Linked DNA regions of Homo sapiens: region 2 is linked to region 1. A link is an interaction called in ENCODE POLR2A ChIA-PET data of the cell type or tissue named here. Cell type or tissue: B cell. All regions are shown on one strand. Region 1 overlaps GPR132 (G protein-coupled receptor 132). Region 2 overlaps TEX22 (testis expressed 22).

Region 1 (4,000 bases):
GTCTCAAAAAACTGTGTTGATGCCCAGGCTGGAGTGCAGTGGCGTGATCTCTGCTACTGCAACCTCTGCCTCCCAAGTTCAAGTGATTCTCCTGCCTCAGCCTCCCGAGTAGCTGGGACTACAGGCACTCGCCACCACGCCCATCTAATTTTTGTAGTTTTAGTAGAGACAAGGTTTCACCAGGTTGGCCAGGCTGGTCTTGAACTCCTGACCTTGGGTGATCTGCCCACCTTGGCCTCCCAAAGTGCTGGGATTACAGGTGTGAGCCACCATGCCAGGCCACTTGTTTTTGTGCATTTAAAAAATTCAGCTGGGCGCAGTGGCTCACGCCTGTAATCCCAGCACTTTGGGAGGCCAGGGTGGGGAGATCACTAGAGGTCAGGCGTTCGAGACCAGCCTGGCTAACCTGGTGAAAACTCGTCTCTACTAAAAATACAAAAATTAGACAGGCGTGGTGGCAGGTGCCTGCAGTCCCAGCTACTTGGGAGGCTGAGGCAGGAGAATGGTGTGAACCCGGAAGGCAGAGATTGCGCCACTGCACTCCAGCCAGGGCAACAGAGCAAGACTCCATCTCAAAAAAAAAAAAAAAAAAAAAATTCGGCCCCATGGGCCGTTCATTCCTTCAATCCCAACGCTTTGGAAGGACAAGGCAGGTGGATCACCCGAGGTCTGGAGTTCCAGACCAGCCTGACCAACATGGTGAAATCCCATCTCTATTAAAAATACAAATATTAGCCAGGCGTGGTGGGCACCTGTAATCCCAGCTACTTGGGAGGCTGATGCAGGAGAATCCCTTGAACCTGGGAGGCAGAAGCTGCAGTGAGCCGAGATTGTGCCACTGCACTCCAGCCTGGGCGATAGAGTGAGACTCAATCGCAAGAAAAAAAAATTGAAAAAGTGGAAAATTGTGGCAAAATACACATAACAAGGAATTTACCATTGTAACCGTTTTTCAGTAGCATTGGGCACATTCACATTCTTCTGCAACCATCGCCAGCATCCGTCGGCAGAACCTTCTCATCTTCCCAAACGGAGACTCTGCCCCAGGAAGCACTCGCTCCGCATTTGCTCCCAGCCCCCAGGCCTCCATTCCACTTTGTCTCTGTGCGCTGGGCTCCCCTGTCACCTCCCCACGTGGGTGGGCATCTCTGCGTGTCTTCAGCGTGTGTCCTTCCGTGTCTCACGTGCTCCACTCACCACAGTGTCCTCAAGCTCCCTCCTGTTGCAGCGTGTGCCAGGATTTCCCTTCCTTTCAAAGGCGGGATGGTATTCCATTGTATTCAGTGTGTCCTCCAGGGTCTCGCCAAAAATATAAATATATATATATATTCCACTGTGCCCTTCCATCTTGAGCAATCCTGCACGTGTGGCGTGTGGCGTGTGGCGTGTGGCGTGTTCTGCTCAGCCACGACTCCGCTGACAGACGCTCGGCTGCCTCTGTGCCTTAGCTGAGCTGCTGAGAATGACGGTGTCAAGAACATGAGGAGGGCTGTTCACGTCCCTGCTTTCCGTTCTCCTGGGTCAGACCCACAGTTGGCATTGCTGGATCTCACGGCAGTTCCGTCTCATCTCGTGGGGTGCCTCCGCGCTGTTCTCCACGGTGGTGGCGCTGGCCCACCTTCCCCCGGCGGTGTGCAGGGCTCCGGTCTCCCCACAGCCTCGCTGCGCTTGCTGGGTTTCTCCGGGTGAGTGTCGTGTCCCTTGCTCACCTTCCTCCCTGGGCAGAGGGAGAGAGTGGGTGTGACTGGGCTGCCTCACACTCAGTTGTCACCACTTCGCCCAAGACACAGGCCTGTGGCGGGCGGCGGGGGGCAGTGAAGGCAGTTCTCGGGTGGGAGGCCCAACGCCTGTGTTTGCACTCACTGTTCTTCACCCAGATGGCTCTTTTCCCATCAAACGAGTGCCCCAGCCCCGCTGTGCGAGTCCTGAGCTCAGAGGAAGTTTCGGGCCCCCTACACGGCCCCGTCTCTTTCATGACAATCACAGGCCCTGGGAGGCAGAGCCAGAATCCAAAACACAAGGGGAGATGCAGGCAAGACCCGGGGTGGCCAGAGGGGTCCCTCCCACCTCAGCCTGCACAGAGCCGCTCTGGTCTGTTCCCTCCCCGACTTCCTACGGCTCCCCCACCCCACACATCGTCGCCCGTGCGGTCTCAGTCAGGGCCTCGGTGCCCCTCAGTCCCGCACCCCCTGCTCCAGGCCTCACGCAGCCTTGGGACCTTCACCTCTGGACACCAGGTCCGTGGTGTCTGTGGCTCTGTGCCCATCTGGTGAGGAGGCTGTCCCCCGCTCCCCCGCCTCCTGCCACAAGTGACCTCCTGGGAAGAGAGCCTTCCTGGTGGGTCAGAAGTAGGGGCAACGGCACCAGGAGACGCATGGATGCGGGGGGCTGGTGGTCAGCTCCTCATGGCCCAGACCGTGCAGGGCTCCCCTGGGACCTGTGGGACAGCCCCCTGACTCAGTACTGTGTCGCCCTCCCAGGAGCCACCAACTATGCCCTCATTCCCGTTCCTGGCTTCCCAGAACTTCACGAAAGAATTATGAAATCAGTCCTTCATTTCTCCATGTAGCACCTCTAGATTTATTATTGCTGAGCTAGTTTTTATCTCGATAATCTATTTTTATGCGTTAATTTTTGAATTATGAGACAACATGCTTCATGGAAAAATTCTCATGGGCTTCCTCTTACATGTTCAAAGTCGGAGAAGGCTCTCTCACCTGGCATATTTTGCGGGTTCCAATCTCAGTGTGGCTCTAAGATAAGCTTTCTAAGTACATGTCATGCGTCTTGTCGGTCCTATCAAGACGTTCACTCTGAGAGTTTAAAATGACCTGGAAAAAGAGTAGGTTGAAATTGTTTTAGGGAAATCAGATTGAGTCACAAGTTAACCCATTGACAAACGGCTAGTGAGTATTTACTAATTTACTAAGTGGCCCGTTGATTCGTAGGTGTTTTTTAAATGTTGAGAATCTGCCGTTGCATCCCACATGAGAAACACAAGCAAGGCTCCAAGCCAACAGGCATCAAAACGTCACATTAGCCACTGCGACTACATACGATTCTTTTTTTTTTTTTTTTTTTTTTTTCTTGAGATGGAGTCTTGCTCTGTCGCCCAGGCTGGAGTGCAGTAGCACAATCTCGGCTCACTGCAACCTCTGCCTCCCGGGTTCAAACTATTCTCCTGCAGCAGCCTCTTGAGTAGCTGGGAGTACAGTCGCCTGCCACCACCCCCAGCTAATTTTTTTTTTTTTTTTTTTGAGACAGAGTCGCACTCTGTTGCCCAGGCTGGAGTGCAATGGCATGATCTCGGCTCACTGCAACCTCCGCCTCCTGGGTTCAAGCGATTCTCCTGTCTTAGCCTCCCAAGTAGCTGGGACTACACACACGCGCCACCATCCCCAGCTAGATTTTGTATTTTTAGTAGAGACGGGGTCTCACCATGTTGGGCAGGCTGGTCTCAAACTCCTGACCTCAAATGATCCACCCACCTCGGCCTCCCAAAGTGCTGGGATTACAGGCGTAAGCCACCGCACCTGGCCTAGGTACTCTTCTTGTTTGTCAATTATACCTTTATAAAGCTGGGAGAGAAAAGAAAGTTGATGAGCTTTCACAGAAAACATAAAAATAGCTCCTAAAGGCCAGGTGTGGTAACTCATGGCTGTAAATCCCAGCCCTTTGAGAAGCTGAGGTGGGAGGATAGCTGGAGTCCAGGAGTTCAAGACCAGCCTGGGCAATATAGTAACACCCCACACCTACAAAAATATAAACAGGCATGATGGTGCACACGTGTAGTCCCAGCTACCCAGGAGGCTGAGTTGGGAGGATCGCTTGAGCCCAGGAGGTAGGGGTTGCAGTGAGCTGTGACTGAGCTGCTGCACTCCGGCCTGGCTACAGAGAGAGACCCCGTCTCAAGAAAAAAGAAAAGCTCCTAAAATCTGAAAAATGTTCAACTCCACTTCTAATCAAAGAAATGCAAACATGAATATCTGAAAGACAGTCT
Region 2 (4,000 bases), 350 kb after region 1:
AAGCAATTCTCCTGTCTCAGCCTCCTGAGTAGCTGGGATTACAGGTGCACACCACCATGCCTGGCTAATCTTTTATATTTTAGTAGGCATGGGGTTTCATCATGTTGCTCAGGCTGGTCTCGAACTCCTGAGCTCAGGCCATTCACCCACCTTGGCTTCCCAAAGTGCTGGGATTACAGGCATGAGCCACCATGCCCGGCCAGTTTCTTAAATTTTTTTAGAGATGGGATCTCACTTTGTTGTCTAGGCTAGAGTGCAGCGTGTGGCACCATGACGGCTCACTGCAGCCTTGAACTCCTAGCCTCAAGTGATCCTCCCATCTCAGCCTCCCGAATAGCTGGGACTGTAGGTACACGTCACCATGCCCAGCTAATTATTTTTTGTAGAGATGAGGTCTCCCTATGTTGCCCAGGCTGGTCTCGAACTTCTCTGCTGAGGTCAAGCCATCCTGCCTAGGCCTCCCAAAGTGTTGGGATTACAGACGAGAGCCACTGCACTCTGCCATTGTTTCTTTCTAAATAAATTGGTATTTCAGTCTTTATTTTCTTTTTCACTCAGGACTTAATTAGAAGGGTGTTTTGGAATGTCCATATCAACAGGAGTGTTTTGTTATCCTTTTGCTATTAATTTCTAATTGTGTCACTTTGTAGTTGCAGAACCCTGTGTTATGGGGGTCTGTCTGCATGGGGGTCCATCTGTGTTATGGGGGTCTGTCTGCATGGGGGTCCATCTGTGTTATGGGGGTCTGTCTGCATGGGGGTCTGTCTGTGTTATGGGGCTCTATCTGCATTGGGGTCTATTTTGTTTGTGGCCAATTCATGTGCATGTTGAGCTTGTTTGGGAAGAACATGGATTCTCTATGAGTTAAAGAGTTCTGTGCATGTTCTCCTGTGTCTGTTGGATTACTCATTACTTAAATCTTATTTTTTTTAAATTTTAAATTACTTTTGTTAAAACATATATATTTAGAACAGCAGTCCCCAAAGCCACTCTCAGCCCTTGCAGACGTCCCACCGCATGCTGAGGTGAGAAGTGCACTTTTGCCGGTGCGCTGCCTCCTTTTCTTTCTTTCTTTCTTCCTTTTTTTTTTTTTTGAAACGGAGTCTCACTCTATCACCAGGCTGGAGTGCAGTGGCGTGATCTTGGCTCACTGCAACCTCCGCCTCCGGGGTTCAAGTGGTTCTCCTGCCTCAGCCTCCCAAGTAGCTGGGACTACAGGCACCCACCACCACACCCAGCTAATTTTTGTGTTTTGTTTGTTTGTTTTTTGTTTTTGAGACAGAGTCTCGCTCCATCACCCAGACTGGAGTGCAATGGCATGATCTTGGCTCACTGCAACCTCTGCCTCCTGGGTTCAAGCAATTCTCCTGCCTTAGCTTCCCAAGTAGTTGGGATTACAGGTGCGTGCCACCATGCTGGGCTAATTTTTGTATTTTTAGTAGAAACAGGGTTTCGCCATGCTGACCAGGCTGGTCTCAAACTCCTGACCTCTGGTGATCTGCCCGCCTCGGCCTCCCAAAATGCTGGGATTACAGGCGTGAGCCACCGTGCCCGGCCGCACTGCCTCCTTTTCATTCCTCTGTCTTGCATTCTGTCCATGCCCCACCGCAGAGACGAAGGGTGTAGCGCCCCTTCCCCATCCTCCCACCAGCATTCTGTCTACTCAGCAGAAACCCAATTCCACTGTTAGCTTTACAGTGACCATGTGGCATCGTGACCGTGGGATGGCCGTGTTGCCTTTGTGCTGTTTTCCCTGGAGGAAATCATTGTGTTCCCCCCTCCTCCCCCTCCCCCTCCTCCTGCTCCTCCTCCTCCTCCTCCCTCTTCTACGAACTGATTATTCTTTCCTAAACCTTCCAACAAATCTAGGACTCTCCTCTCACAGACCCCTGTACATTGGGTCGTCTGGAGCTGTGTTTTCTCCTTGGCAGTGGCCTTCCTGGAGCCCTGGACTGCCAGCAACCAGCCCAGCTGGCAGGGCCACTGAGTAGCCTTCCCCACTCCCTCTCCCCTCCCCCTACAATCCGCCTGCCTCCTGTCTACAGGACCCCTTGTTTCCTGGGCCCCAGCTTGTTCTCCTTGGTTTATCCTTTGTTTTGGTGGAGTACATCTAGCAGCTTCCTCCAAAAGGGTTCAGAGGATGTGAAAGTTTTTGAGACTCTAAAGATATGAAAATATCTTTATTCTGCCTGTATGCTTGAATGACACCTTGGTTGGGTGAGATACTAGGTGGGAAATAATTTTCTTTCAGGATTTTAAGGCTTTGTCCATCACCTTCTAGCTTGCAGCGCTGCTGTGTGGTGGTGCCCTAGACTATTAAGACTTCTTCTTCTTCTTTTTTTTTTTTTTTTTGAGACAGAGTCTTGCACTGTCACCCAGGCTGGAGTGCAGTGGTGCAATCCTAGCTCACTGTGGCCTTGAACTCCTGGGGAGTTCAAGGGGATGGAGCGATCCTCCCTCCTCAGCCTCCTGAAGTGCTTGGATTATAGCTACTGTGCCCAGCCAGGATTTTCTTACATTTTCTGTTTCTTTCTCCCTTCCTTTCTTTCTTTCATTCATTCTTTCTTTCGTTCTTTTTCTCTCTTTCTCCTTCCTTCCTTCTTTTTCTTTCTCTCTCTCTTTTTTTTTTTTCCAGAGTCTTACTCTGTCACCCAGGCTGGAGTGCAGTGGCAAAATCACAGTTCACTGCAGCCTCAGCCTCCTGGGCTCAAGCAATCTCTGCCTCAGCCTCCCCAGTAGCAAGGACTACAGGCATGTGCCACTGAACTTGGCTAATTTTTTAATTTTTCTTTTGTAGAGATGGGGTCTCACAGGCTGGTTTAGAATTCCTGGCCTCAAGCGATCCTCCTGCCTTGGGCTCCCAAACTGCTGGGATTGCAGATGTGAACCATGGCGCCTAGCCTCCTTACCTTTTTTGTTTGTTTGTTTGAGACGGAGTTTTGCTCTTGTTGCCCAGGCTGAAGTACAATGGTGTGATCTCGGCTCAGTGCAACCTCCACCTCCCGGATTCAAGCGATTCTCCTGCCTCAGCCTCTTGAGTAGCTGGGATTACAGGCATGTGCCACCACGCCTGGCTAATTTTGTATTTTTAGTAGAGATGGGGTTTTTCCACGTTGGTCAGGCTAGTCTCGAACTCCTGACCTCAGGTGATCTACTCGCCTCGGCCTCCCAAAATGCTGGGATTACAGGCATGAGCCACCACACCCGGCCAGCCTTTTTACTTTTTAAGGCTTAATAATATTCCATTTTCTGGATCTGCCACATTTTCTTTATCCATTGATCCATTGTGGAAACCTGGATTCCTTCCACATTTTCGCTATTGTGAATAATGACCACTGCTGTGTTGGAGTGCGCACATCTGTTTGCCTTCCTGCCTTCAACTCTTTTGGGTACATACCCCAAAGCGGAATTGCTGGATCCCATGCAATTCTGATTTTAATGTTTTGAGGAATGAGAATTCACTTCGGGTTTGCATGAATCCCACTCTTAGCATGGCACTGCCTTCTCTCCCCTCTCCCCTTCCCCCTGGTGAGGGAGGTGGAGGATGGTGAACCTCAGGCTGAGCAGAGTCTGGAGGAACCGTCTCCTGCAGCCCACGTGGGAAGTTCCTTCTTGGGGGATAGAGGTCGTGCTGGGGACCTCACCTGCTTCTGGCCTTTCCCTGTGGCCCTCCCACAGCTTCTCCAGCTGGTGGTCCCTGCCCTCCAGTCTCCTGTACCCTGCCAGGGGCCCTCCTCCACTGGCGCTGGTCTTTTGTCTATGGATTCATGATCTTTATTTTCTCCCGAACTCTCTTTATGATCATTTCAGAGGGGTCTGGGGAGAAGGGCAGTCTGGAGCTGGCCTTAGTCCTGCCTTTCCTGAGGCACGCATCAGTGCTCGAGCTCCGGGGGTTCTCCTGCCGGTCAAGCCGGGGGCCGGCCGTGAGGACTAAGCGGTCCACAGGCAGCCCTGCTGTACATGAAGCGGGGCAGGTACTGGGTTGGGCGGTGTCCTGGCA

Evidence for each region. ChIA-PET counts read pairs that join two places held together with the same protein. Peaks named below come from ENCODE experiments on the same cell type or tissue, not always from the same donor. Only the 100,000 strongest peaks of a DNase experiment are listed, where the experiment ranks them.
Region 2: POLR2A ChIA-PET joins it to region 1 with 5 read pairs; 1 of 35 experiments calls an interaction of 5 or more read pairs at or near these places.

Annotation. Positions count from the first base shown.
Region 1 is chr14:105,054,450-105,058,449 of GRCh38, forward strand. It overlaps GPR132 (G protein-coupled receptor 132), which reads right to left. Exons shown (of 4, transcript NM_013345.4): 2 at 2,718-2,831; 3 at 938-1,717. The coding sequence starts at 971. It overlaps LOC124903398 (a long non-coding RNA gene), which reads left to right. Exons shown (of 2, transcript XR_007064368.1): 2 at 960-1,328. Among named protein-coding and RNA genes, the nearest start is that of GPR132, 9.0 kb to the right of the region's middle. RefSeq lists an enhancer at 1,161-1,936. In B cell, no CTCF peak of the experiment used is centred here; a DNase peak (open chromatin) is centred at 1,892; H3K27ac peaks cover 330 bases.
Region 2 is chr14:105,407,167-105,411,166 of GRCh38, forward strand. All of the region lies in intron 2 of TEX22 (testis expressed 22), which reads left to right. Among named protein-coding and RNA genes, the nearest start is that of MTA1-DT, 11 kb to the right of the region's middle. In B cell, no CTCF peak of the experiment used is centred here; no DNase peak of the experiment used is centred here; H3K4me3 peaks cover 15 bases.